Linked DNA regions of Homo sapiens: region 1 is linked to region 2. The links are chromatin loops, found by intact Hi-C in ENCODE. Cell type or tissue: GM12878. All regions are shown on one strand.

The links. A loop is a pair of places that touch in the nucleus more often than their neighbours do. Peaks named below come from ENCODE experiments on the same cell type or tissue, not always from the same donor. Only the 100,000 strongest peaks of a DNase experiment are listed, where the experiment ranks them.
Region 1: it touches region 2 in a loop (1.9-fold over the local background); 15 of 110 quality-filtered maps call a loop at or near these places.

The regions. Positions count from the first base shown.
Region 1 is chr5:157,462,860-157,467,859 of GRCh38, forward strand. It overlaps NIPAL4 (NIPA like domain containing 4), which reads left to right. Exons shown (of 6, transcript NM_001099287.2): 2 at 235-474; 3 at 4,190-4,246. Among named protein-coding and RNA genes, the nearest start is that of NIPAL4, 5.1 kb to the left of the region's middle. In GM12878, no CTCF peak of the experiment used is centred here; DNase peaks (open chromatin) are centred at 1,772 and 2,172; H3K4me3 peaks cover 382 bases; H3K27ac peaks cover 1,228 bases.
Region 2 is chr5:157,250,756-157,255,755 of GRCh38, forward strand. ITK (IL2 inducible T cell kinase) reads left to right here. Exons shown (of 17, transcript NM_005546.4): 17 at 1,852-4,430. The coding sequence ends at 1,923. Among named protein-coding and RNA genes, the nearest start is that of CYFIP2, 13 kb to the right of the region's middle. RefSeq lists enhancers at 2,231-2,290, 2,681-2,730. In GM12878, a CTCF peak has its summit at 2,913 (motif pointing right); DNase peaks (open chromatin) are centred at 2,186 and 2,478; H3K4me3 peaks cover 575 bases; H3K27ac peaks cover 937 bases.

The DNA of each region.
Region 1 (5,000 bases), 210 kb after region 2:
GCCCAGGTTTGTTATCTGGCACGTGGTGGTACAAATTTGTTGTGGTCATGCAAAGAAAGCCCCTAACTAGCGTAAGCACTCACTGAACATAATTATTTTTAGGTGGAGGCACGGTATATGGGTATAGCCCTGCAGTAGCGGAAGCACAGGGTTTGAAACAGTGGCCAATTCCAATATTTTAAAAGTGTGCAATTGTCCCCAGTGTGACTCTCTCACTGTGGTCTTCCCATCCAGGTTCCCTGCTCCACCTCTACTGCTCCTCCCAAGAAGTCCTGTGCCAGATTGTCAATGACCTCAGCCCTGAGGTGCCCAGCAATGCCACCTTTCACAGCTGGCAGGAAAGAATCAGGCAGAACTATGGCTTCTACATCGGCCTGGGCCTGGCATTCCTGTCTAGCTTCCTCATCGGCAGCAGCGTCATCCTCAAGAAGAAAGGCCTCTTGCGACTCGTGGCCACGGGAGCCACTCGAGCTGGTAGGTTCCTGGGCCAGGAGAGGATAGGGCCCAGGGCAGCTGAGCTCTCACAAGGTCCGGGGCTGTAGTCTAAGAGGATGGCCTCAGCAAGGTACAAAAGGCTCATTGTCAACCCTATCTGGAATCCCACCTGCCAACAGGGTTAGGGTTTAGGGTTATAAAGGAAGGCCTCCAATAGGAGGTCTCAGTTTAGAGAGCAAACAGGATGCCTTCCTTTAGAATCCAATCTTTCCTGAGACCTTCATGATGTGTTTATTAGAGGAGGGAAGGGACAAGTCTCAGGACCAAGAATCAGATATGCATGTCTGGTCTTGGTCTTACTTCCCACCAACGTCATCACAGGCAAGTCACAGCTTCTCTGCAAAATGGGAATAGATACTTCTGCTCAGAACAATGTCAGACGCTGGTGTGCCCTCACTTAGCATCCAATTGAGCTCCCTTCTGGGCTGCCAAAAAATGGTGAACTGTCTGACCCCAAGGGATTTGCTTGTTTGGAAAATAAGATGTTTTTCCGTGAAACAGTGCTTGAGAAAAGGAATCCTGTGCAAAATGACTCATTCATTTAATCACCATTTATCACATGCCTGCTGTATGCCAGGGACAATGCTAGACATGGGGATTCAGTGTCCTCGTGGAACCTTCAGTCAAGTGGAAGAGACAGATGAGTCAATAGGCAGTTGTTTTATCATGTGTTAAGTGCCATCATGGGGAAAACACAGCCTGCTATGGGGGAATATTTTGGAGGGGTGTGTAAAGCCCAGACTTGGGGGATTAGGGGAGGTTTCTCTAGAAGAGATGATCTCTAAACTGAGACCTAGATTATGAGGAGACAGCAAGGTAAAAGGGGAAATAGGGAGACAGTGTTCCAGGCAGAAGGAATAACACGTGCAAAGGCTCAGAGGTGAGAGAACTTGAGTGATACTAGAAATCGAAAGTCATTCAGAATGGCAGGAGCAGGAGGGGTGCATGGTGAGTGAAGGGCCAGCTCATGAAGGGTCTTGTAAATGGAAGTACAGAGGCTGAGTGCAATTGTTAAGTGACTGAAAGGTTTTAGGAAGGCGAGTGACACAGTCTAATTTGCAATTTGAAAAGATCCCTGGTTGCTGGGTGAAGAACGGATTAGGGGACAAGCCTGGAGCCTGGGAAACCAAGTAGGTGAGTGAAAGGACAGAACTTGAGCCCGGGAGACGGAAATGGGAATGGAGACAACTGGTGGATTCCAAAGCTAGTTTTTGAAGGTAGAATTTACCAGCTTTGATACAGACCGGCTTCAAGCAAGGGAGGAGGGGCGGGGGAAGGAGTCAAGGATGACTCATGCTTTTGACTTGAGCAACTGGGGTGATGAAAGTGCTATTTCTTGAGATGAAGAGTGTAGAAGGAGGGACAGGTTTATGGGAAGATGATGCATTCAAGTTTGGACACGTTCAATTTAATGTTTTTGTGGGATATTGCACTTAGGAAGCAGACTATTAGGGTTCTAATTCTGGCTCCTCAATTCCTGGTGATTCAATTCTGGGCAAGAAAAGTATCTATTTCTATGCCTCAGTCTTCTCATCTATAAAATGGAGATAAGAATAGTACCAGCCTAAAGGGTTATAAGAAAATGCAACATAGTTAGAATCATACCTAGCACAGAGTAGCACTAGTATTGGTATTACTGTTATCTCAGTGAAAGGTTCCCACAGTTAGAGGTACTAGTGCACAGACTAGCACTAGTATTGGTATTACTGTTATCTCAGTGGGAGGTTCCCACAGTTAGAGGTACAGGTCTAGAGCCCATGTGTGCTGCAAAATGAATAGCTGTGAGGTGCAGAGATGAAGTCAGGAACAATGGTCATTGCCATTCCACCCTTCACTTCTAGACAAGTGTTGGAAAGGCCAGAGACCTTCCAGAGTGCCAGGGAAATTTCTGCTTGTGTTCAGAGAAGGTATCATTGACCATTCAGAAAGACAACTTCCCTGGAATCCATTTTTTTCTCCAATCTACTATTTCAGTATCTTCTGTGATTTCAACCCTTAGAGTAAAATGTTCTCAGAGTTCTTAACATTTATGGGAAATTCTGACCTTTTTAGGAACCTAATGAAAATAGGACACCTCTTCCTTAGAAAAGTGGGCATTCCCAAAAGCAACATAAATTTTTGGATTTTTATGAAACTGTCTCAAACCCATCTATCATCATCCATTATTATCATCATCGTTGTTGCTAATGTTACTGAGTATTGACTACGTGCCAGGTCCTGAACAAAGCAGACACAATTCCTGGCTTTGTGGAGCTTCCATTTTACTGGGGGAAATGTCATAAAATAAGAAGATCAACTAAAATTAAGAACAACAATGCCATGAAAGAGAAGAGCTGGGTGTTATGAGAGAACCCCAGCTGGGCACAGTCACTCACACCTGTAATCCCAGCACTTTGGGAGGCTGAGGTGTCAGGATCACTTGAGTCCGGGAGTTTGAGACCAGCCTGGGAAACATAGCAAGACCCCCATCTGTACAGAAAATTTTTTTCAATTAGCCAGGCATGGTGGCATATGACTAGTCCCAGCTACTCAGGAGGCTGAGGTGGGAGGATCCCTTGAGCCCAGGAGTTTGAGGCTTCATTGAGCTATGATCATGCCACTGCACATTCCAGCCTGGGTGACCGAGGGAGACCCTGCAGTGGAGGAGGGAGGGAAGGAAAAAGGTAAGGAAGAAAGGAGGGAGGAGGGAGGGAAGGAAGAGAGAGAGAAAGGAAGGAAGGAAAGGATGGTGGGAGGGAGGGAGAGAAGGAACTCCAACAGGAAATAATAGAAATCAGGGAGTCAGGGATGGCATCGTAGGGGAAGCAACATTCACACAGCAACCTGTAGAGTGAGTGTAAGTTTAGGCAAATAATAGAGTATTCTGGACACAGGGAAAGCATGTGCAAAGGCCTCGAGGCAGAAAAGAGCTCATCGTTTTTGGAGAGCTAAGAGAGAGGAGAAGAGTGGCAGGAGATGCACTTGGACAGGTGAGCAGGGCCAAAAGTATGCATGCTCTTGTTAAGGATTCTGGTCTTTATCCTGAGAGCACTCAGAAGCCATTGCCAGCCATAAGTTGCGGAGTGACATAATCTGATTTGCATTCTTAAAAGACGACTGGCTGCCATGAAAAGAAAAATAGGTTATTAAAGGGCCAAGAGTGGAACCAGAGTAACTATGAAGGAGGCTGTTGCCTCAACCTGAAGCAGGGATAACAGTGCCTTCGTGTAGCAGGTGGCAGCGGAGTGGACACATGCGAGATCTTTTTGGAGACAGAGTTATCAGGATGGACTGGATGCAGAAGGAGGGAGAGAAGAGTCAAAGAGCAATTCCCTGGTTTCTGGCTTAAGCAACTGGATAAATGAGAGTGCCACTTACTATGTTTCATTTGGCAGGTGGGTGGGGAACATTTAAAACCAAGAGCTCCATTTAGGACAGAAATTGAGATGCCTGTGAGGAATCCAAGAGGAGATGTGAAGTAAGCAGTTGGATATACACCTGGACTCAGAAGGAAGGTCCAGGCTACAGATATAGAGGCATCAGATATAGATGGTATTTAAAACTTTAGGAACAAATGAACCCACCCAGGAGAAGGCCCAGAACCAAGCCTCAAGGAGCAGCCCTTAGAGGCCGGGGAGTGAGCAGAGAGTTAGGAAAGGTACCTGAGAAAGTGTGGCCAAGTTCCATCCTAACTTTGTGTCCATTCCCTCCACAGTGGATGGAGGCTTCGGCTACCTGAAAGATGCAATGTGGTGGGCTGGATTTCTCACCAGTAAGTGGGTTGTTTGTTACTAATAACAGTGGCCTATTGATAGCAGGGCTGGAGACAAAGGGAGGGGTGGGTAGGGCATTTTTGTCTCTAGTATGGCAAGTGTGAATCTGAGGCCCAGATTCCCAGGGGAAAACCTTGACAACCTTTACAGGGAGAACATCTTACCATCAAAGTCAGTCTTCATCCATGAAGCGTCTACTCCCAGAGAGGTTTGCACAGAGCTGGCAACCATGAAGGTGTATTTTCTCAACTTGCCTTTAAACATAGCTCGATAATATCACTGCCTGTTGGTAGTGGACTCTTGACTTCTACATGGTAGAAGCTGGAACTCCTAGGCCAACTTCCCCCAGTCCGCAGGCAGTTAATGTGTTGGCCCACTTAGAACATAGCTGGTCCGTTACTTAAAGTTTGCCCAAATTTGCATACTCACACATTTCCCCCACTTTCCACCCACCCTCTCCTGCTATCAAACCCTGACTCTTTTAGGTGGAAAATTAACCAGGTTTCCATTCATAATCCCCTATGTCAAGTTTTGATCCTCGTCTCAGCCAGAGCTATCCCAGTGACCATCTGCTTTTAAAGGGGAGACCCAGGTGGTTCTCTATCAGCAGAGAGATGGAAAAAGACACTTTTCTGATAACCACACACAGCTATCACATATTGAGGGTTTACTGTCTGCTAAACTTTCTAAGTGTTATCCTGTGTATTAACTCAGGAGTTTACAAACTGGAAACTCAGATAGAGAGAAAGAACT
Region 2 (5,000 bases):
GGCCTCCCGTAGTGCTGGGATTATAAGTGTGAGTGCTCAGGCAGACTGGTTTCCTTCACTTAGTAATATGCCTTTAAGGTCCCTCCATGTCTTTTTGGCTTGATAGCTCATTTCTTTTTATTGCTAAATAATATTCCATTGTATGGATATGCCACAGTTTGTTTATCTATTTACCTGCCAAAGGAAATCTTGCTTGCTTTCAGTTTTAAACAATTATGAATACAGCTGCTATAAATGTTTATGTGCAGATTTTTGTATATAAATTTTCAACTCAATTGGGTAAATGCCTAAGAGTATGCTTGCTGAATCATATGGTAAGACTATGTTTAACTTTTTAAGAAACTGCCAGAATGTCTTCCAAAGTAGCTGTATTATTTTACATTCCCACCAGCAATGAGAGTTCCTTATTAGCATTCATTGTTTTGGATTTCAGTGGTTCTAATAGATGTGTAGTCATATTACATTGTTGTTTTAACTTGCATTTTCCTAATGACATATGATGTTAAGAACATTTTCATATGCTTATTTGCCACCTGTATATCTTCTTGGTAATATCTATTCAGATCTTTTGCCCATTTCTCAATCAGGTTGTTTGTTTACTTATTGTTGAGTTTTAAGAGTTCTTTGTATATTTTGGATACAAGTCCTTTATCAGATATGTGTTTTGCAAAATTTTCTCCTAGTCTGTGGCATGTCTTCTCATTCTCTTGACAGTGTCTTTCACAGAGAAGACTTTTCAAATATTTTAACAAAGCTCAACATCAACTTATTTATTCATGAATTGTGCTTTTGATTTACATCTAAAAACTCATTGCCAAGCCCAATGTCACCCAAATTTTCTCCTATGTTACTTTTTATTTTATGGAAGTTTTATAATTTTGCATTTTACATTTAGGTCTATGATCCACTTTGAGTTAATTTTCCTGAAAGGTGTCAGGTCTGTGACTAGAGTCATTGTTTTACATATGGATGTCCAATTATTACAGCCCTGTTTGTTGAAAAGACTATACCCTTTCTCCTCTGTTCCTTTGTTAAATGTTAGTTTACTATATTTATATGGATCTATATCTGGGCTGATCCATTAATCTGTTTGTTTATTCTTTCACTAGCACCATCCTCTCCCATTACTGTAGCTTTAGAGTAAGTCCTAAAGTCAGGTAGGGTCAGTCTTCTAGCTTTGTTGTTCTTCTTCATTATTGTATTGGCTCTCTGGGTCTTTTGCCTCTCCGTATAAATGTTACAGTCAGTTTGTCAATATCTAAAAAAAATAACTTGCTGAATTTTTATTAGGATTATATTGAATCTATAAGTCAAGTTGGGAAGAACTAATATTTTAACACTATAGTGTCTTCCTGTCCATGAACATGGAATATCTGTCCATTTATTTAGATCTTCTTTGCTTTCTTTTATTAGAATTTTTAATTTTTTCTCATTTAGATCATGTAGATATTTTCTGAGATTTATACCCAGATATTTCATTTTTTGGTGTTCTTTAGCATTAATTTCTTGATATATTTTTATATGTGATTTATTGAATTCTCAAAACAATTTCATGAGGTAGATACTATTATTATCTCCATTTTACAAATGACAAAACTGAGGTTCAAAGAGGTTAAATAACCTGCTGAATGTCACACAGCTAATTAGTGGTAAAACTGAGATTAAACACTAGTCCCTTGGATTCCAGAATACCTGCTGTTAACAACTAGGACAATGTATATGGAATACAGTCAACATGGAAGCACATACAAAAATCCACAGGGGATGCTGCTATTAAATTCTGGTTTGTTTTGGATTTACCTATGACGCATAAGTACAAGGAACTTACAGAGTTCTTTTTTCCCTCTCCAGAGACCAGAAGATCGGCCAGCCTTCTCCAGACTGCTGCGTCAACTGGCTGAAATTGCAGAATCAGGACTTTAGTAGAGACTGAGTACCAGGCCACGGGCTGCAGATCCTGAATGGAGGAAGGATATGTCCTCATTCCATAGAGCATTAGAAGCTGCCACCAGCCCAGGACCCTCCAGAGGCAGCCTGGCCTGTGGCATCAGTCCCTGAGTCACCATGGAAGCAGCATCCTGACCACAGCTGGCAGTCAAGCCACAGCTGGAGGGTCAGCCACCAAGCTGGGAGCTGAGCCAGAACAGGAGTGATGTCTCTGCCCTTCCTCTAGCCTCTTGTCACATGTGGTGCACAAACCTCAACCTGACAGCTTTCAGACAGCATTCTTGCACTTCTTAGCAACAGAGAGAGACATGAGTAAGACCCAGATTGCTATTTTTATTGTTATTTTTAACATGAATCTAAAGTTTATGGTTCCAGGGACTTTTTATTTGACCCAACAACACAGTATCCCAGGATATGGAGGCAAGGGGAACAAAGAGCATGAGTCTTTTTCCAAGAAAACTGGTGAGTTAAGTAAGATTAGAGTGAGTGTGCTCTGTTGCTGTGATGCTGTCAGCCACAGCTTCCTGCCGTAGAGAATGATAGAGCAGCTGCTCACACAGGAGGCCGGATATTCTGAGAAGCAGCTTTATGAGGTTTTACAGAGTATGCTGCTACCTCTCTCCTTGAAGGGAGCATGGCGAGACCCATTGGATGGATTGGGGTGAACAGTTCAGGTCCCATGCTTGGAGCATTGGGTATCTGATGTCTGCACCAGAACAAGAGAACCTCTGACGGTGGAGAACCATGTGGTGCAAGAAGAGATCTTAGGTCTCTTCTTTTATACCAAGCTCATCTTTTATACCAAGCTGTGCAGGTGACTATGCCTCCTCTTCTGCACAGAATGCTTCCACCAGCATCCTGAGAAGAAATGATTACTTCTGAAAAACATCCTTTTTTCCAGCCTCTGGGAATCAGCCCCCCCTCTCTGCACTATCCGATCCTCATCAACAGAGGGCAGCATTGTGTTGGTCAATGTTCCCTTGGCGAGCAATTGAAACTTGTTTAGGCCCTAGGGTTGAGCAATTTTAAGGTTGAGACTCCAAGTCTCCTAAAATTCTAGGAGAGAAATAAAGAGTCTGTTTTTGCTCAAACCATCAGGATGGAAACAGTCAGGCACTGACTGGGGTGCTTCCAAGAGGCATGAGAGTGCCTACTCTGGCTTGAGCACTTCTATATGCAAGGTGAATATGTACTGAGCTAGGAGACTTCCCTGCAAAATCTCTGTTCACCCTGGGTTCACATCCCCATGAGGTAATATTATTATTCCCATTTTACAAATAATGTAACTGAGGCTTTAAAAAGCCAAGACATCTGCCCAAAGTGATGGAACTAGAAAGTCTAGAGCTGGTATTCTAGCCCAAATCTGTCTGACCGCAATACACAGATTCTTTATTCCTATTCGACACTGGCTTCTACTGAAAATGAAACGGATTGCAGAGGGAATAAATACAAAGATGGAAAGCCAGTAAAGAAGTCAGTATAGAACCACTAGCGAATAGTGTTGCTCTGGCACAGACCACTGTGGTTGATGGCATGGCCCTCCAACTTGGAATAGGATTTTCCTTTTCCTATTCTGTATCCTTACCTTGGTCATGTTAATGACTTTGGAGTTATTCAGTTAATGACCCTTTAATTCTCACAACCAACCAGTCATGTTGCTTGAAGCCATTTATAGACGAGCTTCAAAGCAACTTTAAAAGATTCTTCTGTAGAAGTATGAGTTCTTCCTTTAATTATCATTCCAACTTTCAGCTGTAGTCTTCTTGAACACTTCATGAGGAGGGACATTCCCTGATATAAGAGAGGATGGTGTTGCAATTGGCTCTTTCTAAATCATGTGACGTTTTGACTGGCTTGAGATTCAGATGCATAATTTTTAATTATAATTATTGTGAAGTGGAGAGCCTCAAGATAAAACTCTGTCATTCAGAAGATGATTTTACTCAGCTTATCCAAAATTATCTCTGTTTACTTTTTAGAATTTTGTACATTATCTTTTGGGATCCTTAATTAGAGATGATTTCTGGAACATTCAGTCTAGAAAGAAAACATTGGAATTGACTGATCTCTGTGGTTTGGTTTAGAAAATTCCCCTGTGCATGGTATTACCTTTTTCAAGCTCAGATTCATCTAATCCTCAACTGTACATGTGTACATTCTTCACCTCCTGGTGCCCTATCCCGCAAAATGGGCTTCCTGCCTGGTTTTTCTCTTCTCACATTTTTTAAATGGTCCCCTGTGTTTGTAGAGAACTCCCTTATACAGAGTTTTGGTTCTAGTTTTATTTCGTAGATTTTGCATTTTGTACCTTTTGAGACTATGTATTTATATTTGGATCAGATGCATATTTATTAATGTACAGTCACTGCTAGTGTTCAAAATAAAAATGTTACAAATACCTGTTATCCTTTGTAGAGCACACAGAGTTAAAAGTTGAATATAGCAATATTAAAGCTGCATTTTAATAAATATGGTGCATAGGGCCTCGGTTCCATATTTATTTAAATCGCAAACTCTCAGAACTTTTCCTTAAGTAAAAATGGTTACATTGTTTCATTTTCCACAGACAATTAAAGATTACATATCATTGAACAACATTCATTCAACAAGTAAATATCAAACGTTCCTATGGTTCATGCACACAGTTCAGTGTATGCATCCTCATGAAAACAAAGATGGAAAAGTCATAGTCTTTACTTCTAAAAAATTCCTAGTCTGATTGAAAAGGAAAACATATGAAGAAATAAAATTATAATAGAACAATTAGGGCAACAACAAAAAACTGTGGTCAAAGAAGAGAAGAGCCCAGAATAAGTGATGGAATCTATCAGGGAAAGGATGACATCAAGGGAAACTTCTTAGAGCCCTGCTACTCAAAGTGTGGTCCCTGGACCAGCAGCAATAGCATCACCATGTTGTGAAAAATTCAGATTCTCAGGCTTCTTCCTCACCTACCGAGCAAGAATTGTCATTTTAACAAGATCTGCAGGTAATCGTATACACATTAAAGTTTAAGAAGCACTGTCGCGAGGATATACTGTCTAAGCCAGTTT